2 separate regions of the Mus musculus genome follow, and region 1 is linked to region 2. The links are chromatin loops, found by intact Hi-C in ENCODE. Cell type or tissue: heart. All regions are shown on one strand. Each heading gives the region's core, and the rest is flanking DNA. Links, peaks and the distances in the headings are about the cores only.

Region 1 (10,603 bases), core at 1,117-9,116, 220 kb before region 2:
ATAAAATTTAACAAATAAAACTCAAGGTTTGATAGCGCCTAAAAAAATCTTACTAAGCTGGGCGTGGTGGCGCACGCCTTTAATCTCAGCACTCAGGAGGCAGAGGCAGGCAGATTTCTGAGTTCGAGGCCAGCCTGGTCTACAAAGTGAGTTCCAGGACAGCCAGGGCTATACAGAGAAACCCTGTCTCAAAAAAAAACAAAAAAACAAAAAACAAAACAAAACAAACAAACAAAAAAATCTTACTGAAGGGGCTGGAGAGATGGCTCAGTGGTTAAGAGTACTGACTGCTCTTCCAGAGATCCTGAGTTCAGTTCCCAGCAACCACATGGTAACCATCTGTAATGAGATCTGATGCCCTCTTCTGAAGACAGCTACAGTGTACTCATATACATAAAAATAAATCTTAAAAAAAAATCTTACTGAAGCCAGGACTTTTATCTCAGAACTCAGAAGGCATTGGTAGGTCCGTTTCCCCACCTCTCCCAAAAAGGGGATGGTGGTGGTGACGGTGGTGGGTAGTCTCACTGAAATTATAGCAAGCCAACAAATGTGAACACTCTCATATGCTTTTCATAAGCTTACAAAAAGTAGTTCATAGTTTGTGGGAAACAGTACTCCTAAAAGCATAGGTTAATGGACCAGATGATAGATGGATACATCGTGGTAATGATAAAGCAATGGGAGGAGGAGACAAATAGAAAGTGGAATAAACAGGACCTCAGCTAGGGGTCAAAAACCAGGACTAACGACACATGCCACAACTTTGACTCTGGCCCGAGCTGCCCAAGTAATAAGCCAAGCGGGGCTGCATTCCACTTGGCAGCTCCGCTCCTTTATCTGTATGTACTTGACACGGGTTCCTCTCCAACACACCCTGCAATCTCAAATCCTCCACCCGAGCCAGCATCAGGCTGTGCACACTCCCATCTCTGAGCAGTCTCTATTTTAAGTGTGTGACCGATTTATTCAGATATGAAGAACAGAAAGGCCGATCTGGTCTGAACTGGTTTTTGTCTTGCGAAGAACCAATGCTGCCTTCTGCACACATTTATTGGGAGAGCTTGATTGTAGAGGCGAAAAGACCTCGAGCCCAGAACTGGTGCTGCTTTTATAGGCCTAGGAGGGGCGTGTCTCACACCCGGATTGGTTATGCACTAAGCCTTATTTGCATGTTCCTCATCTGATTGGCTACTCTCTCTCAGTACCTTACAGAACCTCATTATCATACCTCATTTGCATGTCTCACATCTGATTGGTTATACTCTCAGTACCTTACAGAACCTCATTATCATACCTCATTTGCATGTCTCACATCTGATTGGTTATACTCTCAGTACCTTACAGAACCTCATTATCATACCTCATTTGCATGTCTCACATCTGATTGGTTATACTCTCAGTACCTTACAGAACCTCATTATCATACCTCATTATCATGCCTGGGCCAGGCAGTGTTTTTGCAAAAAACTTTACTGCATATGTACACATTGGTTGTTTGTCCAATCTTATGCATGGTGGCCATCAGTAGTCAGTGCCACTCAGCAACGGCACATGTGGCTTCCCACATTTTGGATGATGTGAGGCAGAACAAACTATCTACAGAACTCTCCACGAGAATCCTCTATTAACTTATGCATAGTTGTGTGTGCAAACTAGATGCAGATACCTGTCAATGCAGGGCCTAATCTACCAATCACAACAGACAACCACCAACTACAGCCCGGAGTAATCAGCCTGTCCTCAAGACCCAAGAAAGACAGACCCCAGAGTGCATTCTGGGTCCTTGAGTGCCCTCACTCATGTGATCTACTGTCAATTATAACCATGTATCTTCTGTAAAATGTATTATTGCTTGGCTTCAAGTAAAGTTTATCTTTTTTTTTTTTTTTTTTTTTTTTTTGCAAATCAATCTGTGCCCAGAAATCTCTCTCTCCCACAGGCTCACACTTGGTTCCTAACTGTTTTGTTTGGTGTGTTTATTTATTTATTTATTTGGTTTTTTGAGACAGGATTTCTTTGTATAGCCCTGGCTGACCTGGTACTCACTCTATAGATCCGGCTGGCCTCGAACTCAGAAATCCACCTGCCTCTGCCTCCCAAGTGCTGGGATTAAAGGCGAGCGACACCATGCCTGGCCTCTCTAGCTGGTTTTGCTGTTGGGAGAAGTAGTGGAAACTTTAGTGGGTAGAGTCTCTCTACAGGAAGTACAGCACTCTGGTGGGCTTTGAGAGTTTAGAGCTTGCCCCACACCAGTTCTCACTCTGCTTCTGCAAGCTGTTGTGGGTTGTGACATCTAAGTGATGTCTGATCTGGGGGACCACCTGCTGCCGTGCCTCCTTCCCACTATGAACTCTCGCTCTGGAACTGTAAGCCAAAATCAATGCTTCTTTCTGTATGTCATTCTTAGTCATGGCGCCTCCTTCTTCAGTTCTTTGGATAAGAGGCCTTGTCCCTACCCATGCAACCCCAACTGCTAGTGACACTTACATCATGTAAGAGCCCCAGGGATCAAACACTGGATGTCAGGCTTGGTAGCAAGCACCTTTACAGGCTGAGCCCTAGAGCCCTTTTCTGCTGTTACGAGTCAGTTTGTGTATCTCAGATTGGCCTTGAACTCCTGACCTTCCAACTCTATGTGCCAAGCTGTGGGGTGACTGGCCTATCCCACCAGCTCAGTCAGTTGTTTCTAGTTTCTTCCTCTAAGATGTCTTTAGGAAGATAAGCACTATCACTATAGCAACCTTGGCTTCTTGGATTATTTTGAAATTACCCAACTCTGAGTGAACAGGAAAAGCAAACTAGACCCCTGGGTCAGGGGCTTCTGTCACTCCAAGGTCGCCTCAATTTTCTGCCTTTTTACAGTGCCTCAAAGTGATACCTAAAGCTAGGCATGGCAGTACACACCTTTAGTCTTAGTTTCAGCACTTGGCAGGCAGAAGCAGGTAGATCTTTATGAGTTCAAGGCCAGTTGGGTCTACATAGTAAGTCCCAGGACAGCCAGGGCTACATAGGTCCTGTCTCAAAAATATAACAACAAATAATAATAACAATAACAGTAATAATAATAATAAAACTAATATTACAGCAATATAAGACCAGCAGTGCCCTATTTTACCTCATTATCATGTAAAACAGTGTTTTGTTTTGTTTCCTACCGTGTAAAATGGACCAAGATTCCATTTTACAAGCAGCCTGTGTCTCCACCTTGAGGGTAGAAGTAAACTGTATTCCTCAGTGGACCCAAACTCCTATTTGCTCGGCACCACTCATCGGCAGAGATTGATAAACGACTTATTCCTGAGAACAGAGGATGCTACCTCATAAACTTATTGGGAATGAACTGAGAACAAGCCCAAGAACTTATCAGATACTGCAGACCAAGGAGAAGCTCTAACTCTCTCATCCAGACCCCATAAAGTGAAGATGGCTCCCAACACTAGCCTCAAATACATCATGACAATCCTCCTGCCTCAGCCTCCAGAGTGATATAATTACAGGCAGGCACCACATCCAACCTTATTATTGTCTGGGTTTTTGTTTGTTTTGTGGGTGTGTTTTGTTTCGTTGAGAGATGATCTATTATTGGAGCAGAGGTTTGTCTTGAACTCCTGGTCGTCTTGCGTCCTCCAGAGTACTTTGACCACAGCCTTAACTATCTTTTTCTCGAACAATGTCTTTTTTTTCTCAAATGTGCATTTCTCTAACCTTAGTCTCCCAAATTTTGGAATAGCAAGTATGAGCCACCGTGCTCAGCCATTAGTAAGTGCTTCTTAGACAGGGTCTCAGGTAGCCCAGGCTGGCCTCAAGCTCCTAATCTTATATCCTCCACCTCCTGTGTATTGAGATGAAGAGCTGTACCATTATGTCTGCTTTAATAAGCTAAGTAAAACATTTCTAGAATCTGGGTCTTAGGTTCTCTTCCAAAGAAATGGGAGAAATTGCCGGGCATGGTGGTGCATGCCTTTGATCCCAGCACTCGGGAGGCAGAGGCAGGAGGATTTCTGAGTTCGAGGCCAGCCTGGTCTTCAGAGTGAGTTCCAGGACAGCCAGGGCTACACAGAGAAACCCTGTCTCGAAAAACCAAAAAGAAAAAAGAAAAGAAATGGGAGATAATTTTCCACATATAGAAAAAGGAAATGACAAGTGTCCGTCAGTGGCTCACCTTGAGCAAAACTGAGAGCCCTGAGCTAAGAAGTGATCAACATGAACCGTTTTTTTCCAATTCACTGGACTCCTAAGGCGCCAGAGGAACCAAAACAAAATGAGCCTCTGGGCCCCGCCTCCTCTGGGCCCCGCCCCCTCAGGGCCCCGCCCCAGCGGGACTCTGCAGAGCCCAAACTTCGCGAGAGTTGCTGGCCGGGTCAAATCCCCGCCCACCCACTGCTCGTGGTAGCAGGCCGCATGCGCAGCTTCTTAACGGCGCGTCTTGCCGGAAAGATGGAGTGTCCTGCGCCCGATGCTACGGATGCTGCGGACCCTGGAGAAGCCGGACCGTACAAGGGCTCCGAGGAGCCGGAGGGTCGGGAACCGGACGGAGTGCGCTTTGACCGCGAGAGGGCGCGTCGCCTGTGGGAAGCTGTGTCCGGTGCGCAGCCGGCGGGGAGGGAGGAAGGTGAGTCGGGGGCTCCGGGGTTGGCGGCTGGACCGAGGCGGGATGGGATGGCCCTGCCTCCTGTCACTCCCCTGGCGCCCGCCAGCCTCTGCACGACGTTCCGGAGCTGCGAGCTCGCTCTCGCGAAGGGTGCTGGACCTAGTAACTCGTTACCCTGCGGAATTTGTCCGTCCTCCTTTCCAGGGCGTTCACTTGCGAACAGTTTCCCCCCATTCTAGGTCTTGTCCTCTTAGACAGCGACAGGACTTTCCCAGCCTGACTCGTAGGCGAGCCAGCCCCCGTCCCTGTCTGTCTTTAATTCCACAACTCCACATTGCTTCTCTTTCCTCTCAAAGCCCTATGGTTCTGACAGATCCGAATAGCTTTATTTAATTTACTTCATTATTATTACATTTATTTTGCGACGCCTCTCACTGTTCCAACTCGTGGTGGACCTCCTGCCCTCATCCTTCCTAGTGAGAGGGAGGACCAACGTGAGCTCTGGAAGGTCTTCTTGAATCCCAGCTCCTGGGCTTGATGACTGCGTCCTGGTTTGCCATGTTTCTTCCTTGGTAGACTTGGCTGGCCTTGAACTTGCATGGGTCTCCCTGCCTCAGTGTGGGCATCGCTGGCTTGCACCACTATGTCCTTCAAAACCGTATTTCTGTGTCTGTTGCCAACAGCTTTTTCCACTGAGGAGGCCCAGGAGGCGGGGAAGCTTAGGTATTCATCTTGCCTCTGACTGCTTCATCTCACACTCGATGCAGAGTTGTGGAGAACAGTGTATACTCACTCAGGGTGCACTTCTGGGCAGAACCTTACCAGATGGCTCTGTTTGAACCAAAACTGGGTGGGTAACAAGGATACTAGAGGAGTGCAGGGCGAGCTGGCCTCTTTCTCTTTTCAGAGTCCCTTCCCGAGCTAGCTACTTAATACTAACCCAAATGTACAAGAACTGTTATCTGGGTTTCTGTGCTAACCTATCAGGTCCCTGCAGAGAAGTCTTTCCCTGGTTATTTTGCTTGCTGAGCAGACTAATCTTGGGAAGTTTAATGTGTTTGTGAACTGCTTGCCCTGGATAAAATTGGGATTTTTTTTTTTTTTTACCATATTAAAGGGAGATATATTTAAATTTTTAATATGTTTTTATTTTATGTGATGAGTGTTTTGCTTGCATGTATGTGTATATGAATGACAGGTACCCAAAGATATAAGAAGAAGGTATCATATCCCCCGAAACTCGAGGTACCATTATAAGCTACCATGTGGGTGTTGAGAACTGAACCCCTGGTTCTCTACAAAAGCAGTACATGGCCTTAACCACTGAACCATCTCTCTGACCCCAAGATACGTCGAATTTAAGTGTATGCATCCCCAATCTAATACTGTTAAGTCTGGCTCCTAATAAATGTATATGCCATTTCTGAGTCTCTACTTTTGTACTTTTAAACATTTTTTTGAGCCAGTTGTGGTAGCAGATACATGTCATTTTCAGCACTCAAGTGGTTGAGATAGGATCAAGAATTCAAGCCAGCTTCAGCTATATACTGAGTTTGAACCAGGCAGTTCTGGCACATGCGTTTAATCCCAGCACTTGGTTGAGTCTCTTAGTTCGAGGGCAGCCTGGTCTACAGAGACAGTTCCAGAACAGCCAGAGCTACACAAAGAAACTGTCTCAGGGAGGGAAAAAAAGTTTGAGAGAAGCATGGGATAAATAAGACTCTTGCCTCAAAAAAAATTGTAGTACAAAGTTGTCTCCTTGACCCAGATTTCCTTTCATGAATTTGACATTCCCAGGGCCAGCTGGACCTCAGAGCCTTAGGGATGAAGACGATGCTGTTCTTACTCTGGAGTAGCTTGCAGTCCGTCCTGGAGGCAAACACCAAAACAGTTGTATAACTTTCGTTTTTTAAATTTTACTTTTAATGATGGTTCTTAAATGTTTTAACCTCCCTTGTAACCCACCACCCACCAAAGGTAGTGGAAAAGAAAGGATACAGGGGAAGTGGACGGGTTTAGAAAGGTTCTTTGGAACAACGCCTGTCTATGTTATCTGGAAATCAGCAGTTCAGTTCACAGGTTAGCAGTCGACAGCAGCTCAGTCCACTTGCAAACACGTCATGGATACACCAGCCTTCCAGTCTGGTAGAGTCGGGTTAGCAACTGTGGTGACACGACCTAGCAGAGACAGCCAGGCCTCAGCCTCGGCTCGAGTCAGCAGGAGGGACAGCAGGGACACCAGAAGTTCTCAGCTGTGCCTCTCTCAGGGAATCGAAGATCAGTGAAGACAAGAGACCTACAAACATTGCAGCTTAGCTGTGCCAGCAAGCCAAGCTCTGTCTCCATCACTTGATAGAGTCCTATTTATAGCCTCCCAACATCATGTGTCCTCCACGTGCCTTGCCTCAGCACGTGCATCCAAGCAGCCAGAGTCTGAGGAGTCCTGACAGATGCAGCTCAACTACACAGTGTAAGGCCGACCAACACATGTGAGTCATTAGCAAAGAATCTTTCATCATGAGTCCTTTCACGTGCTTGCTTTAGCTGAACATCCTCTCTACTGTGTCTGCTTCAGCAAAATGTTCCTTCACGAGTCTGCCTTAGCCTTTCACCTGTGTCCACTTCAGGAAAACACTCCTTCATGTGTTTGCCCCAGCAAGACACTATGCGACACAACTAACTCCAAAGAACCCTTAAATTCCCACTTCACAGTTATTGTATAATGTAAGGGGAGAAGGGAAGAGGGGTGCCTCAGAATAGGAGATGCAGCAAAGGGCAGTGGCCTTGGGGAAGTGTGCCCTGGACCTTAAAGCAGAGAACACAGCAGCTGCTTACATACATGTGAGCATAATAATTAGTGCTCAGTTCGTGTCCCTGTTGAAAGTTCTCCAGTCACACTTAGATACCTCCAGCACTTACATTCTAATTATAAAATGTGTGTGCCCATGTCAGAGTACATACAGATGTGTTAGATCCCTTGGAACTGGAATTATAGGCAGTTGTGAACCAACATGAGAGCTGTGAACCAAACTCAGGTCCTCTAGAAGAAAAAAAAGCACATGTTCTTATTGGCTAATCATCTCTGCAGCCCCAACTCAGTGACTTTTTTCTTTTTTTTTTTTAGATTTATTTATTTTATGTATGTGAGTGCACACTGTAGCTGTACAGATGGTTGTGGTTGTTGGGGATTGAATCTTTAGGACCTCTGCTTGCTCCGATCAACTCCACTCACTCAGTCCCTATGTGCTCAGGCCCAAAGGTTCATTTATTATTATACATAAGTACACTGTAGCTGACTTCTGGCACACCAGAAGAGGGCGTCAGACCTCATTACAGGTAGTTGTGAGCCACCATGTCTTTGCTGGGATTTGAACTCAGGATCTTCAGAAGAGCAGTCTGTGCTCTTACCCGCTGAGCCATCTCGCCAGCCCCTGACTTTTTTTCTTATGTGTATTTAGAGAGTATGTGGTACCATGGTGTGTATGGAGGTCAGAGAACAACTTGCAGGAGTTGGTTTTCTCCTTTCCCAATGTGGGTCCTTGAAGATGTTACATTGGCTGACTTGGAACACTCTGGGTAGACCAGGCTGTGGCCTCAAACTCACAGAATGCTGGGATTAAAGTCATGCACCACCATGTCTGGCTATCTTCTTTATTTCTTCTTACATTTATGTATAAGTGTGTGGGCATATGGGTGTCCTAGCACTCCTGTGGAGATTAGAAGACAGCCTGGGGTAATCAGTGCTTTCCTTCTACGGTGTGGAGCTCAAGGATTGAACTCAGCAGTTCAGATCAGCCTTGGCGGCAGCACCCAGCCCACTGAGCCATGTCACCAGCTCTTGTGTGTGTTTATAAACAGTGCCTTTTGAAGCACAATCAGCTTCTAGTGCACGAAAGAGCGTGTGGTGCTTGTTTTCTTTGCCTGTCTGCTCTCACTTAAAATCATACCCTGCAGTTCCATTCATTTTGCTGCAAATGACATATTCCACCGTCCTTTGTGGCTGTATAGTATTCTACTGGATATCCGTACCGTGTTGTCTATATTCTTTTTATTTTGTTTATTTGTAAGTGCACACTGAGTGTGGACATGGCCTAGCTGCTGAGGCGGTTTGACACAGGTGCAGGAGCACTCTCCTTTGGTCAAGTGGGCTGCAGGAATCAAACTCGGAGTCTTGATAGGCAACGGGTGCCTTTGTCCCCTGAGCCAAACCATCAGTCTCACGTCTGTGCTCATTCTTGTGACTGACTTCATAGTTCAGATGGCCAGTTGAGCTACTTCACACATGGTCAGGCAGAGGTCTCAACATGCTAGTTTAGTTCATTTTTTTAAAGTTTATTTAATTGTTTCCAACAACTCTTGTTGGCATTTTGTATCAGAATAGTTGTACTTGGAGCTGGAAAGATGGCTCAGTAGGTAAGAGCCTGTCTTGCTCTTCCAGAGGGAGGCAAATGTAGTTACCAACAACCACATCATGTGACTCTCAACACAATTAAAAATAGCAAAAACCAATCTTAAAAAGAAAACAGGCCGGGCGTGGTGGCGCACGCCTTTAGTCCCAGCACTTGGGAGGCAGAGGCAGGCGGATTTCTGAGTTCGAGGCCAGCCTGGTCTACAAAGTGAGGTCCAGGACAGCCAGGGCTATAAAGAGAAACCCTGTCTCGAAAAACCAAAAAAAAAAAAAAAAAAAAAAAAAAAAAAAAGAAAACAGTTGCTCTGTGAGGTTCTAGTTCTCTGGCCCCAAAGAGACCAGCAGAGAGAAAAACACAAGTCAGGATGTCCACTCATAGGCTCAAAACCTTACCTGTCAGTGGCAATTGAGAGAAGCTATGGAAGACCAGAGTATGCCAGCCAACAGACTAAAGAACTCTCATAGCCAGTTATGGTGGCCAGAGTAAAATCCCTCCCAAAACAAAGTTTCAAAATCATGTAAAAGTTTAAAGAATTAAGGTTTAGAGCTGGAGAGATGGCTCAGTGGTTAAGAGCACTGACTGCTCTTCCAGAGGTCCTGAGTTCAATTCCCAGCAACCACATGGTGGCTCACCACCATCTCTAATGGGATCTGATGCCCTCTTCTGGTGTGTGTCTGAAGACAGCTTAAGTGTATTGTATTGTATATAAATACAATAAAAATTAAGTTTTATATATGAACCATGCAAGACTTCTTAGCACTGATGCAAAGCCCAGCAATGACACTGCAGTTGCACAAAGTGGAGGGGTGGGTTCCATGCTGCTAAATCAGTGGCAGAAAGGCTCCCACTCCTTCCCCCTGCTTGGTCTGTCTGTATGTGTGTCTTTCTCTCCCTCCCTCCATCTGTCTTCGCCCTCCCCAACTGTCTCTCTTTCTCCCCACCCCCACCCATGTGTATGTCTGTCTGTCCCAGAAGGAGAGCACTTAGTGCCTCGGCATTAAGGGACACGTGGTCCATTTTGTGAGCAGGGAACAGGGTAGAGATGAGTAAAGTTCTGTCTTGGAGCTGGGCTGAGTGGTAAGAAGCTCACCTGACATTCACAGGACCCTAGGTGTTGGGAGGTAGGGTATCAGCTGGTCTAACCATCTTGACTTGGTTGCATCTGATGAAAAAAGAGAAAAGTAAAGATGAAGTTATTCAAATACACCTAAAACTGAAAGCCTCACAGCTGGGTATGGTTCTTGGTTTGGTCAGTTTCCTACACTCTTCCTGTTCAGTAGGACTCCACAGCACAGTGAGGTTTCCTATAGCAGGAGATTTCCTAGGCTCTACTGGCTCTCAGCAATGCAGACGGATGCTTGTGGAGAGCCAGCCGTATACACTAACCTGAAAGTTACCATCCAAAAGTGAGGGATCAGATTGCCGCTTTCCCACTTTGCAATTACTTGGAATGGTTGTTATAGCCAGATGGTGCCCCATACCTTTAATCCCACACTAAGGCATAAGCAGGCAGATCTCTGTGAGTTCAAGGCTAGCCTGGTCTACATAGCAAGTTCCAGGGCTACATAATAGGCTAGAAAATTGGCTCAACAGTCAAAAG
Region 2 (10,603 bases), core at 1,324-9,323:
GCCCTCCACCGCGCCGCAGAGCCCTGCGGTGCTCACCCGCGCGACCGCCGCTGCGCCCGAAGCTCCGCTGCGCCGGGGTTACCGACTGAATCTGGGGTCCTCGTAGCTAACTCCAAACAGCACCTCTGGGACTGGAAGCCAAGAGGCGGGACGCCCGGTCACGTGACGCGGGCGCCGGAAGTGGCCGATCCTATGCATCCGGCGCCGGAAGCGTCGTGCAGTCCTATAACCCCTGATGGCGGCGGTAGGGACCTGGGCGCGGTCCTGCGGAGATTGAGCTGCGAGCCTGGCGGGCGTGCGCCTAGCCACGTCCCCCCCACCCCCGGGCTCTTCACCCTGATGCTGCACGGGTGCTGAGCCCGTCCGGGTCGGGACGATGGTGAAGTATTTCCTGGGCCAGAGCGTGCTCCGAAGTTCCTGGGACCAAGTGTTCGCCGCCTTCTGGCAACGGTACCCGAATCCCTATAGGTACGTGGCGTTGGGTAGAGCGAGTCGCCTTCCTCTCTTCTTCTGGAGATCGCACCGTAGGCTGTCCTTCAATAGTGGAGTTTGAAAGACTGGACAGAGTCCGATGTGGGCTATCTGCGGAACTGTGGCCACAGTTATAGCACAAAATCCTTATAGGATTAGAATCAGTCCAAGCCTCCAAAGTCCTCGAAGAAGATTGTCTAGTTTGTGATTTATATTGGGCTCTAGATTTCTATTTTGCAGTCCAAAGGTGGTTGGACAGGAAGAGGCGGCAGCACGGGAGTTGAGCGGTATTTCGGGGCCAGAAATCCTGAGGATGGTTTGCTTACCTGCTGCTGGCGCTCTCTAGTGGTATAATTCTTGAGATTTTGCTCGCTTTGGAGAGCCACAGAATCCATGTCGGGTGGAGGAGGGAGTTGGAATTTGCCCGGGGATAGGTTCAGTGTACTCTAATTCTGAACCCGGGCACAGATCACAGATTGCAGGCAGCCATGACCTGGAGGCGCTAAATAGGAACCAGTAGACATGCTGTCAAGAGCAGGCTCCTGAGAATCATCTTTAACTCTTGCAGCAAACATGTCTTAACCGAAGACATAGTGCACCGGGAGGTGACCCCCGACCAGAAGCTACTGTCCCGGAGACTCCTGACCAAGACCAACAGGATGCCACGTTGGGCAGAGCGACTGTTTCCTGCCAACGTTGCTCACTCCGTGTACATCCTGGAGGACTCTATTGTGGACCCCCAGAATCAGACCATGACCACCTTCACCTGGAACATCAACCATGCCCGGCTGATGGTGAGACTTCCTTTGCTCCCTCAAAATAGTTGCCCTTCAGATTTCAGGCAAGAGAGTTGTGGGAACTTCTGTGGCCAGAGGCAGGCCTAAAATACCAATGAGCTGCATCTCTAGAGTTCTGCCCTTAGATTGGTCTACCCTTTCGATTGGTCAGATTCTCTGGGACTGTCCCTTGGCTCTCAGATGGTGGGGAAAGACACCCCTGTTCTTTTTTTCTTTTTTTTTTTCCCCGAGACAGGGTTTCTCTGTGAAACTCTGGCTCTCCTGGAACTCATTTTGTAGACCAGGCTGTCCTCGAGCTTAGAAATCTACCTGCCTCTGCCTCCCAAGTGCTAGGATTAAAGGCGTGCACCACCAACCACTGCCCGGCTGACACCCCTTTTCAAAGCTTGTTACAAGTACTGTGCGCAGAGCAGTCAGTTGGTGACATGCATGCATGCATACATATGGGGGGGGGGGTGGCTTTCAGGAATGATGCTGATCGAGAAAGGGAGGCTGTGGCTTCCCTGTTGGAGTCACATCAAGTGGAGATAACTGGGGTGTGCCTCGGTTTGTGCATGAGATTTGAGGAAGTGCATTATATGGATCTTGTATGCTTTGGAAGGCTTGAAAACCCATGTTTGGGAATGTTCACACAGTGTGAATAACCTTCGAGCTTCTAGATGATTCTTTCTCGGCTTCTGTAAGCCTGAGAGGTGGAAATTGTGCGTTTCAAAAAAGAAAAACTTTATATAAAGATGTGCCACTCACAATCCGTGAGTAAGGCACCTTTTCCTGCCCAGCACTGTCTGAAGTCACCTCAGCTGAGAGCTCTGCTTGGTAGATATCACATTGACAAGTTTGTGACTACTTCACATTCTTCAGGAGGCTGCCGCTCCCTTTGTTAATGAAAGCTGTCATTTTTGGAGTGTGTGCGCGTGCTTGCGCACACACACAATACCAGGAAGTTCAAAGAGGAGAGGGTAGAAGGCAGACGAGAAACACTGCTCACATCTAGATCCAGAGGCCCCAAGATCGGGTTGGAATAGCAACTGATCCCAAGAAACTGTTCTACTTGGAAGGGTCAACAGAGAGGTAATGGAGGCAGAGCAGCCTCCCTCTGGGCCCAGGATACATAACGGGAAGAACTTTGTCATTGCTTCCCCTTGTGAAGGAGACAGGGACAGTAGCATGGTAGAGACAGGGTGTGAGCGTGCAAGTGAGCAGAGCATAGGGTGCTTCTTTGAGGTGCTCAGCCCAACTTCCCTTGAAGGTGGTGGAGGAACGATGTGTTTACTGTGTGAACTCTGACAATAGCGGCTGGACCGAAATCCGTCGGGAAGCCTGGGTCTCCTCTAGCTTATTTGGCGTCTCCAGAGCTGTCCAGGTAAGAGGCTGCAGGGCGGGCAGGGCGGGGCTCGGCTCTGGGTCATTGAGTAACTCTCCCATCCTTCTCCCTCTCCTGCCAGGAATTTGGTCTTGCCCGGTTCAAAAGCAATGTGACCAAGACAATGAAGGGCTTTGAATACATCCTGGCCAAGCTACAAGGTGAGGGCCCTGGACACTGTGTCAGGAGTTGGAGAAACCCTCACTCCCAGTAGCCTTGACCAATGAGACTCCTAAGTGTGCCTATGAAGGATGGGTGGGAGGGTCAAGAAACAGGACACCAACTTCATTCCTAAGAACCCATCAACAATGGCTGCTGTGATTGACCAGGGCTTGGGTGGGTCTTCCAGGCATTGTCTGAAGCTAGACCCTGTCGTTTGCCACAGGTGAGGCCCCTTCCAAAACCCTTGTTGAGACAGCCAAAGAGGCCAAAGAGAAAGCAAAGGAGACCGCACTGGCAGCTACAGAGAAGGCCAAGGACCTGGCCAACAAGGCCGCCACCAAGCAGCAGCAGCGGCAGCTCGTATAACTCGCTTCCTCTCCCTCTCCCCAGTGTACGTGATTATTAAAGAGCAACCTGCAGCCCTCTCTGCTGTCTGGGGTGGTGGGTCAGGGCCCTGTCCTGGTCAGCATCTGCACCACACCCAGCTCTGTCTGCCGGGCAGAGGGGTGCAGTGACTTGCCCAAGGTCACAGCAGTGCGCAGGTGATAGACTGTACGCTCCAAGAGGGCAGGGCTCCTTGTTTTATTCTCTGCTGTGTCCCAAGTACCCTGAACAATATTTAGCACATAACAGGCACTCAATAAACACATGATTTGATTAGCCCCAGTTCTGGAGTCAGATAGCTTTGGTTTGAATCAGGAGCTCAGGCACGTCACACACTCTGCCTCAGCATCAGGACCACAGAGCATCCTCCACGCTGTCAGATGTGCACTGCCTTCACAAGACCCTTTTTGCCAGCTACTGACCTTATTTCCTCTCTTCCAGTTGTGGCAGGGACTTCATCTCATCGGGGCAAAACCATGGACAGGAACTTACAAAAGAGGATTTTAATGAAAATACTGTGCAGTATATACGGGCAGAGGCCTGGGGCTTTGCCCAGGAACAAGAAGTTTTGAGGCTTCCTGTCCCTGTGGGGAGCAGCAAAGCAGGGCCAAGTGCTACATGAAATTCCCTGGGGGATGGGGAGGGTGGCCCAAGCTCAAGCTGTGCAGCAGAGTCTGGAGTCTGCTCCCACACCTTGGCTTTAGTCTCTTCAACATGTGGCTCTAAGCCAACTTGTGTGGGGGCCACTGACTGGCAGGCTCAGTCCAAGGAGAGTACAGGCCGCAGTGGGCATCATAGCCAGGCGCAGGTGCTGTGTGAGTAGCTGTGCTCCCGCCCAGCGCTGAAGCTCTGTAGGAGCTCTGTTTCAGTCCCAAACACCAGGCTCTCCACATCCACCTCCAGATCCTCTGCAAGGAGAAGCCAGTCTGCTCGCCCCAGCGGTCCACTCGCCCCAGCCAGCCACGCTCCCCACTGGCCCCGCCCCCCGCCCCAGCCTCGCCCCTCCCAGGGTGTGCACCCACCTTGGTCTGAGTCTGAGCGCTCAGAGGACAGGCCTGAAGAGTCCAAGCTGTCTGCCCTCAGCCGCTCTCGCTCCCTAGCTCCTGGCAGCCCCTGGAGCTGCTCCAGCTGCTGCTGCAGGCTCTGCTGTTTGCTGCGAAGCTTTTCCTTGAGCCGCCGGGCTTGCTGCTCCTGCTCCTCCAGCTTCTGTAGAACCCACGGGGGCAGGGAATAGGGTCAGCTGCCCAGGGTCTACAGAGAGGCAGCCATGGAACGAACCCCATCCAGGGTGGCTTCATGACCTTCAGAGGCCACCACCTCCTGCCCTTCAATATACAAAGAACTGTCTAGATGAGTACGGACCATAGGGTACCCCCATCTCAAGTGTCTTTAGAGCCTAGTCACATAATCCAATGGAGAATATAATGTCAGTACAAACTTGGGGACTGTAGCATCCTGACAAGTAAAACTGAAGGATGTGGCCACACTTAGGTTTCCATCCACTGCTACCTGTGGTCAGACCCAGCACACTATCTGGTGGTCTCTTTCCATTTCTTTTTTTTTTTTTGGTTTTTCGAGACAGGGTTTCTCTTCTCTGTGTAGCCCTGGCTGTCCTGGAACTCACTTTGTAGACCAGGCTGGCCTCAAACTCAGAAATCCGCCTGCCTCTGCCTCCCAAATGCTGGGATTAAAGGCGTGCGCCACCACTGCCTGACCTCTTTCCATTTCTTTACACTTGATTGTTGGACTATAGACTCACTGGGCTGAAGCCTGCATGCAGATAATAAGAAAGACACAGCAAGCCGGGGGTGGTGGCGCATGCCTTTAATCCCAGCACTCGGGAGGCAGAGGCAGGCAGATTTCTGAGTTCTGGTCTACAGAGTGAGTTCCAGGACAGCCAGGGCTATACAGAGAAATCCTATCTCAAAAAAAACCAAAACAAAAAAAAAAAAAGAGAGAGAGAGAGAGACAGCAGCTGGAGATGCAGCTCAGGGGTAAGGTGTGCCTAGCACGTGCAAGGCCTTAGGTTTGATCTTTAACCCGTACAAATGATTTAAAGCAAGGGGGGAATAAGCCAGAACACTCAGCACAAGGTACAGAAAGGTGCATGTCCTCACCTAGACTAAACTACGGGGCTGGGTACCATCAAGGCAGAGGGACCCCGGGAAGCTCTTTGTCTCTGGTAGGCCAAGAGAGAAGCTTTTACAAGCTGTCACGGGACCACTTGGAGCCCAGGAAAGCAAGGCCGCATTAGGGATGCTTGAGTTTCACAGGAAGCAGGAAGTGAGGCTGTGTCCCTTCAGGGATCCCAGCTAGAGCTGGCCTCAGCACATGCAGAATAGCAGGCAGCCTGGTGGAAGGACCACTCAGGAGATGCTGCCCAAGGAAAGGGCTAATGCCCAGGTGCCAGCCCCTCTGGGTAGCACGCTCATCTACTTGAAAATGAGGTCAGACAAGCTCATGGGAGAAATGTAAGCCTACGTGAGAACCAGGTCACTTGGAGGTGAAGGCAGGCATGTATGTGACAGTGCAAATATGTGCTGAATAGCAATGGCACTGACTGCCCTGGCCCTTGAATAGAACCTAACAGAGCCGTGTATGATAAACGCTGATAAACAGGTCAGGCATTGATTGATTCTGCCCCTCATCTGCTCTCAGAGGTGTGTGTGTGTGTGTGTGTGTGTGTGTGTGTGTGTGTGTGTGTGTGTGTGCGCGCATGTGCGCGCACATGCGTGCGCACTCTCTCTCTCTCTCTCTCTCTCTCTGTCTGACTCTCATTGTTTCCTTCCATCACATGGGCCCAGAAAGCAGGAAACATCCTCTTCTGTTGCCAAGGCAGCTTCTAACACGCCCACATGGTTGGCACAGCCTAGGCCTTGTTGTCTGCATATCCACTCCTGTCCACCAGGGGGCCTGCAATTCCACCCGAGCAGCAGCAAGGCCAAGTCCAACCAGCTAGTTAATTCACTGTCCTTTGCCTCCAGACCTCCCCTGACTCAACACCACCAGCAGAACCCAAACCAGAAAGCCCTGAGGAGTAAGTCAGGAGGAGAGGCTAGGTACCAGCCCTCTGCGGTCTGCCGAATCGCAGGGCTTAGCACAGTATTTTCACCAGCCGTATACTCCCTGCTGAACCCAACAGGAAACAGACTCATCCAAGGTCTCACAGCTAGGACTTAAGTAATACTACCCACAACAAAAGGAACATTTACAAGGCCTCAGAACAGCCCTGCTGTCTGCTTCTCTTCCATTAGATGGATTCGGGAACAAAACGGGATTGTCTCAAGTCCCACAGAATGGAGGCAGCCCTGCAGCCAGGCCATCCACACCACAAGACCACACTGTCTCCCAAGCAGAGAGACAAGAGACAGCTCCTCACCTGGATATGCACCCTGGCCCGGCGCAGGAGGCTTAGTGTAGTGTATCGGGTACAGTCAACTCCCAGGGGCATCTGCTGCCTCAGTTGCTCTAAGCACCGCTTCAGCTGGGCTCTCCTGCAAGGGAAGGAGTCTGGAGGGCAGTACCAGCCCCACCTCCCTAGCCAGAGGGATGGCAAGGGAGGAAAGGTCTGAGAAAGATGGTCCTTGAGACCGGGAACTGTTGAGAGCCAGGTTGGGACTCACCTGCGCTTCTCCAGCTCGTTGTGCACAGACCTGTGAATGCCAAGGGGATCAAGTGAGGGTACTGTGCAAATCCTCAACCCCAGGCTGTTGTGCAGCTCAGACCTCACTACAGATAGCTGCGCCAAGGAAGCCTTTCGTGAGGGCCTGGGTTCCTTTAGGACACCACACCCCAGGTAGTGACTAAAGGAATCAGACACACACACCAAAAAATACAGGACACTTGCCCAGGTACTTGCGGGGTCTCGCCCCTGACAGCCAGGCAAGACAGGCTCCCTGGACAGATGTGACACTTGATCAAAAAATAAGCCTGTCAGAGAAATCAGTAGAGGGGAAACTATTTTAAAGAAACAGAATATGCAAAAGAACAGAAAAGCAGAAGCCTGTAGTAGAGACAATTCAGGAGTGTGAATGACCTGTGTGATGTGATGTGATGTGTGTGTGTGTGTGTGTGTGTGTGTGTAGAAAAGGCGGATGGAGCAGGGTACCTGGGCCGTGTGTGTGTGTGTGTGTGTGTGTGTGTGTGTGTGTGTGTGTGTAGAAAAGGCGGATGGAGCAGGGTACCTGGGCCAGAAGAACAAACAAGGAAGTGAGAAGAGAGTTAGATGGGACAGCTAAGGACCAGCATCCCTCCCTACACTGCCCCATCCCTGCTCACCGCCCACTGTTCAGCGCGCCAGGAGCTTGCAGGGGTGGCTTCCTCCTCCTGCAGACGGTCCCGGGGCTGTGGTGTGGACACAGGGACGCATAACCGTGCTCTGCCTCTGCCAGAGAGAGAACACAGCAACACAGCCCGTCAGCTGGAGCCCCTGGCACGGCGAAGTCAAGGAAAGGCTTTTGGCGCCAGGACCCTTTCCCCAGTCACTCCCTGCCCGGCTGCCTGCGAACTCCAATAGATGTGCGGGCGGCAGCGCGCCAGCAGCCCTCCAGCCTTGCTCCCTCCAGGTTGGGAGCCAAATTCAGCCCGCGCGCGGGGTCTGTCCTCACCTCTCTCGCGCCTCTCCAGGAACTCCGCTGCCTGCAGCAGGACCTGGATGTTGCTAGCCACGGGTTCCATGTCGGCGACAGCCGACGACCAGCGGGCTAGGGATGCTAGCCCTGTCAGCCGCCTTACCACTTTTGTTTCAATGTAACTGACACGGTGCCACAAGCACAGGGCCCGCCCCGCCCCCGGTCGCCCCGCCCTGGCCCCTCCCCGCCCCGCCCATGGGAACCCCGTCCGCCCCGCCCTGCCCAGCCCAGCCCGCCTCTTCCCGCCCAGGCTGAACTGGGCTGCTGCTCTGCGCTTTAGGGAAGAACCCTCCGCCGGGTCAGGCAGCCCGGACACCGGGCGCTGCAAGCTGCCCCACTCCTGCGACAGGCAATCGCGCCGGTCCTAGCAGGCGCCGGCCTGGGCTACACGTGCGCGCGGGACGCGGCCACATCCTCCGGGCGGGCCGCGAGCCTCGGAGACTGGGTTGGTTGATGCGCGGCCCCGCCTTCTCCCGCCGCGGGGGCCCCGACTCGGGCGGGAAAAGCTGCCGGTTTCAAATTTGAAAACCCGGACGAGGAGGGCGGGGGCGAGCTACGAGAGACGGCGATGCGCACGCGCCTGTGTTGGGGGCGCGGACGCAGGACACGGTACGGGCCGCCCCGTATCTGCCCTTCATTGGTCTTCGAATGGGAATCCCTCCTAGCTCTCCCGTCCTTCGCAGGGAGGTTAATGGCGTCGTGAAAACGTCGGCTGTTGATAGCTTCCCAAGCCAGGGCATGAAACACACTGTCTCACCCTGAGTTCTGGAGCTCCTCAGCGGCCACTGCTAGGTGTGACGACAACTCGCGTACTGTGAGACAGCGTTGCGGTGGTTACAACTAATGCCAGCAAGCAAACATACGTCTCTCATTAGGGCCATTGCAACCAGACAGCCCCTGGGGGGCGGGGTGGCATCTAGAACAAGGCTCTGCTAGCCATCCGGTGGAGGCTCCTGGATAGCCACTAGGGGTAGCCATACCTATGAGTCAGGAATGATGGGGCATTCTGAGAGTCAAGTGGACCAGAGAGGGGGCACTATGAACAGATGGCCTTAGGAAAACACAGTCACGTGCCAATCAGGCCCCTTCGGAAGAGGCTGTCTTCCCAAGGGAAATCGCCTTTTTTTTTTTTTTTTTTTTTTTAAATCCAAGAGTTGCGGCTACTGTGTAACAGTTTGTAGACTGAAAGGCCTGGTGGCTATGGAGAGAGACACCGGAAGGTCTGCCCAGCTCCGGTCAGCAGTCAGGCTCTTGTGCGTTCCCCTTGGAAGAGAAGGAGGAGCGAATTGACACAGGATCTCATGTGCAACAATCTAGCTTCAAACTTGCTATGTAACCCAAGATGGCGACCTCCTGATACTCCTTCCAGTTCCCAAATGTCGGGGTTTCACGCAAGCACCGTGCAGGCACAGACATCATACATCTGCTACCCAGGAGACTGACCTCAGAACAGGACGGAGACAAAAGGTTCTCCAAGGAAAGTTCCAGCAGAGGGAGGAGGCCACATCATCTCAGAATCATCCTAGGAGGTATAGGTAACAGCCTGGCTGAAGGGTGTTGTTAGAAGTCAACCTGGCCTCAGACCTCCCATGAATATGTAGATAGGGCCAGAGCAGGCAGGAGTAACCCTTCCTAGGGGGAAAGGCAAGGTGTGGCGATGAAGCTCTGGCAAGTATCAGGTCCAACAGATACTCCAGTGACCTAAAAGAGCCTCTGTCCCTAGATCACCTGGGTCCTGTGATGTCTGGGGATCCACTTCCCCTTCAGCCACAGTAACTGGAGTGGACTGTCTTTTTGTTGGTTGGTTGGTTGGTTGGTTGGGTTGGGGTGGGGGGCTGTTTTGGGGGTTTTATTTGGTTGTTTGGTTGGTTTTTTGTTTTTTTTTCAGGACAGGGTTTCTCTGTGTAGCCCTGGCTGTCCAGGAACTCACTCTTTAGCCAGGCTGGTCTCGAACTCAGAGGCGGATGCCTGCCTCTGCCTCCCAAGTGCTAGGCTTAAAGGCATGCACCACCACTGCCAGGCTGGAGTGGGCTGTCTTACCTTGTCGCAGTTTGTCAGATAACTAATGTCCAAATGGATTTGTGCCTTAGATCACCAAGGCCTTCCATCTCCTGCTACAGATTGCTCAGGGTATAGTCCTGATGTCTCCCTGTCCCCAGAACCTTTGCAGATGTGGGGACCTGATTAAGAAGCTGAACTCCGGGGCTGGTGAGATGGCTCAGAGGTTAAGAGCGCTGGCTGTTCCTCCAGAGGTCCTGAGTTCAATTCCCAGCAATCACATGGTGGCTCACAACTATCTATACTGGAATCTGATGCTCTCTTCTGGTATGCATGCAGAATACTGTATACATAATGAATATTAAAAAAAAAAAAGACGCTGGACTCCTTCAGTGAGTTCCCCCTTGCTGCAGTAGAACTGATGCCTGGTACAACCTGCGATGGCTCCAACAGCCCTTGGGTTCAAGGGGCTGGGCAGTGCCCCTCCTCTGCCTCGTAGCACACTGATCCTGCCCTCGCCCACTCCCTGCCTATACCAGATGCACTCAAATGCCACATCCTCCAGCAAAGCCCCAGGACTCTCTCCTCCTTTGCACCTTCTAAAAACACCAATGGTCCTGTGTCTCTTGAGGTCACCTCTTCTACCGGATTGTGGCCCAGTAGCAGAGGCACACAGGACTGAGAAAAGCATCCATCCGTGCTGGGGGGACAGAAGCACCCAGCTCGAGGCTACCTGGGAATGTCACCCCAGCCTGTCAGGATAGCACAGGACAGTGGCACCTCCTGCAGCTTTTAAC

What was found. A loop is a pair of places that touch in the nucleus more often than their neighbours do. Peaks named below come from ENCODE experiments on the same cell type or tissue, not always from the same donor. Only the 100,000 strongest peaks of a DNase experiment are listed, where the experiment ranks them.
Region 1: it touches region 2 in a loop (2.1-fold over the local background); 3 of 42 quality-filtered maps call a loop at or near these places.

What each region holds. Positions count from the first base shown.
Region 1 is chr13:55,100,904-55,111,506 of GRCm38, forward strand. It overlaps Zfp346 (zinc finger protein 346), which reads left to right and starts at 4,406. Exons shown (of 7, transcript NM_012017.2): 1 at 4,406-4,615. The coding sequence starts at 4,441. In heart, for the core only: a CTCF peak has its summit at 4,537; DNase peaks (open chromatin) are centred at 4,378, 5,228 and 6,968; H3K4me3 peaks cover 1,689 bases; H3K27ac peaks cover 3,302 bases.
Region 2 is chr13:55,321,814-55,332,416 of GRCm38, forward strand. It overlaps Prelid1 (PRELI domain containing 1), which reads left to right and starts at 242. Exons shown (of 5, transcript NM_025596.5): 1 at 242-468; 2 at 1,040-1,265; 3 at 2,518-2,631; 4 at 2,714-2,792; 5 at 3,017-3,459. The coding sequence starts at 377. The coding sequence ends at 3,159. Mxd3 (Max dimerization protein 3) reads right to left here and starts at 7,918. Exons shown (of 6, transcript NM_016662.5): 1 at 7,785-7,918; 2 at 7,456-7,561; 3 at 6,801-6,830; 4 at 6,557-6,671; 5 at 4,200-4,383; 6 at 3,357-4,085. The coding sequence starts at 7,854. The coding sequence ends at 3,970. Rab24 (RAB24, member RAS oncogene family) reads right to left here and starts at 167. Exons shown (of 8, transcript NM_009000.3): 1 at 1-167. In heart, for the core only: CTCF peaks have their summits at 6,083 (motif pointing right) and 8,767 (motif pointing right); DNase peaks (open chromatin) are centred at 6,058 and 8,158; H3K4me3 peaks cover 4,337 bases; H3K27ac peaks cover 2,346 bases.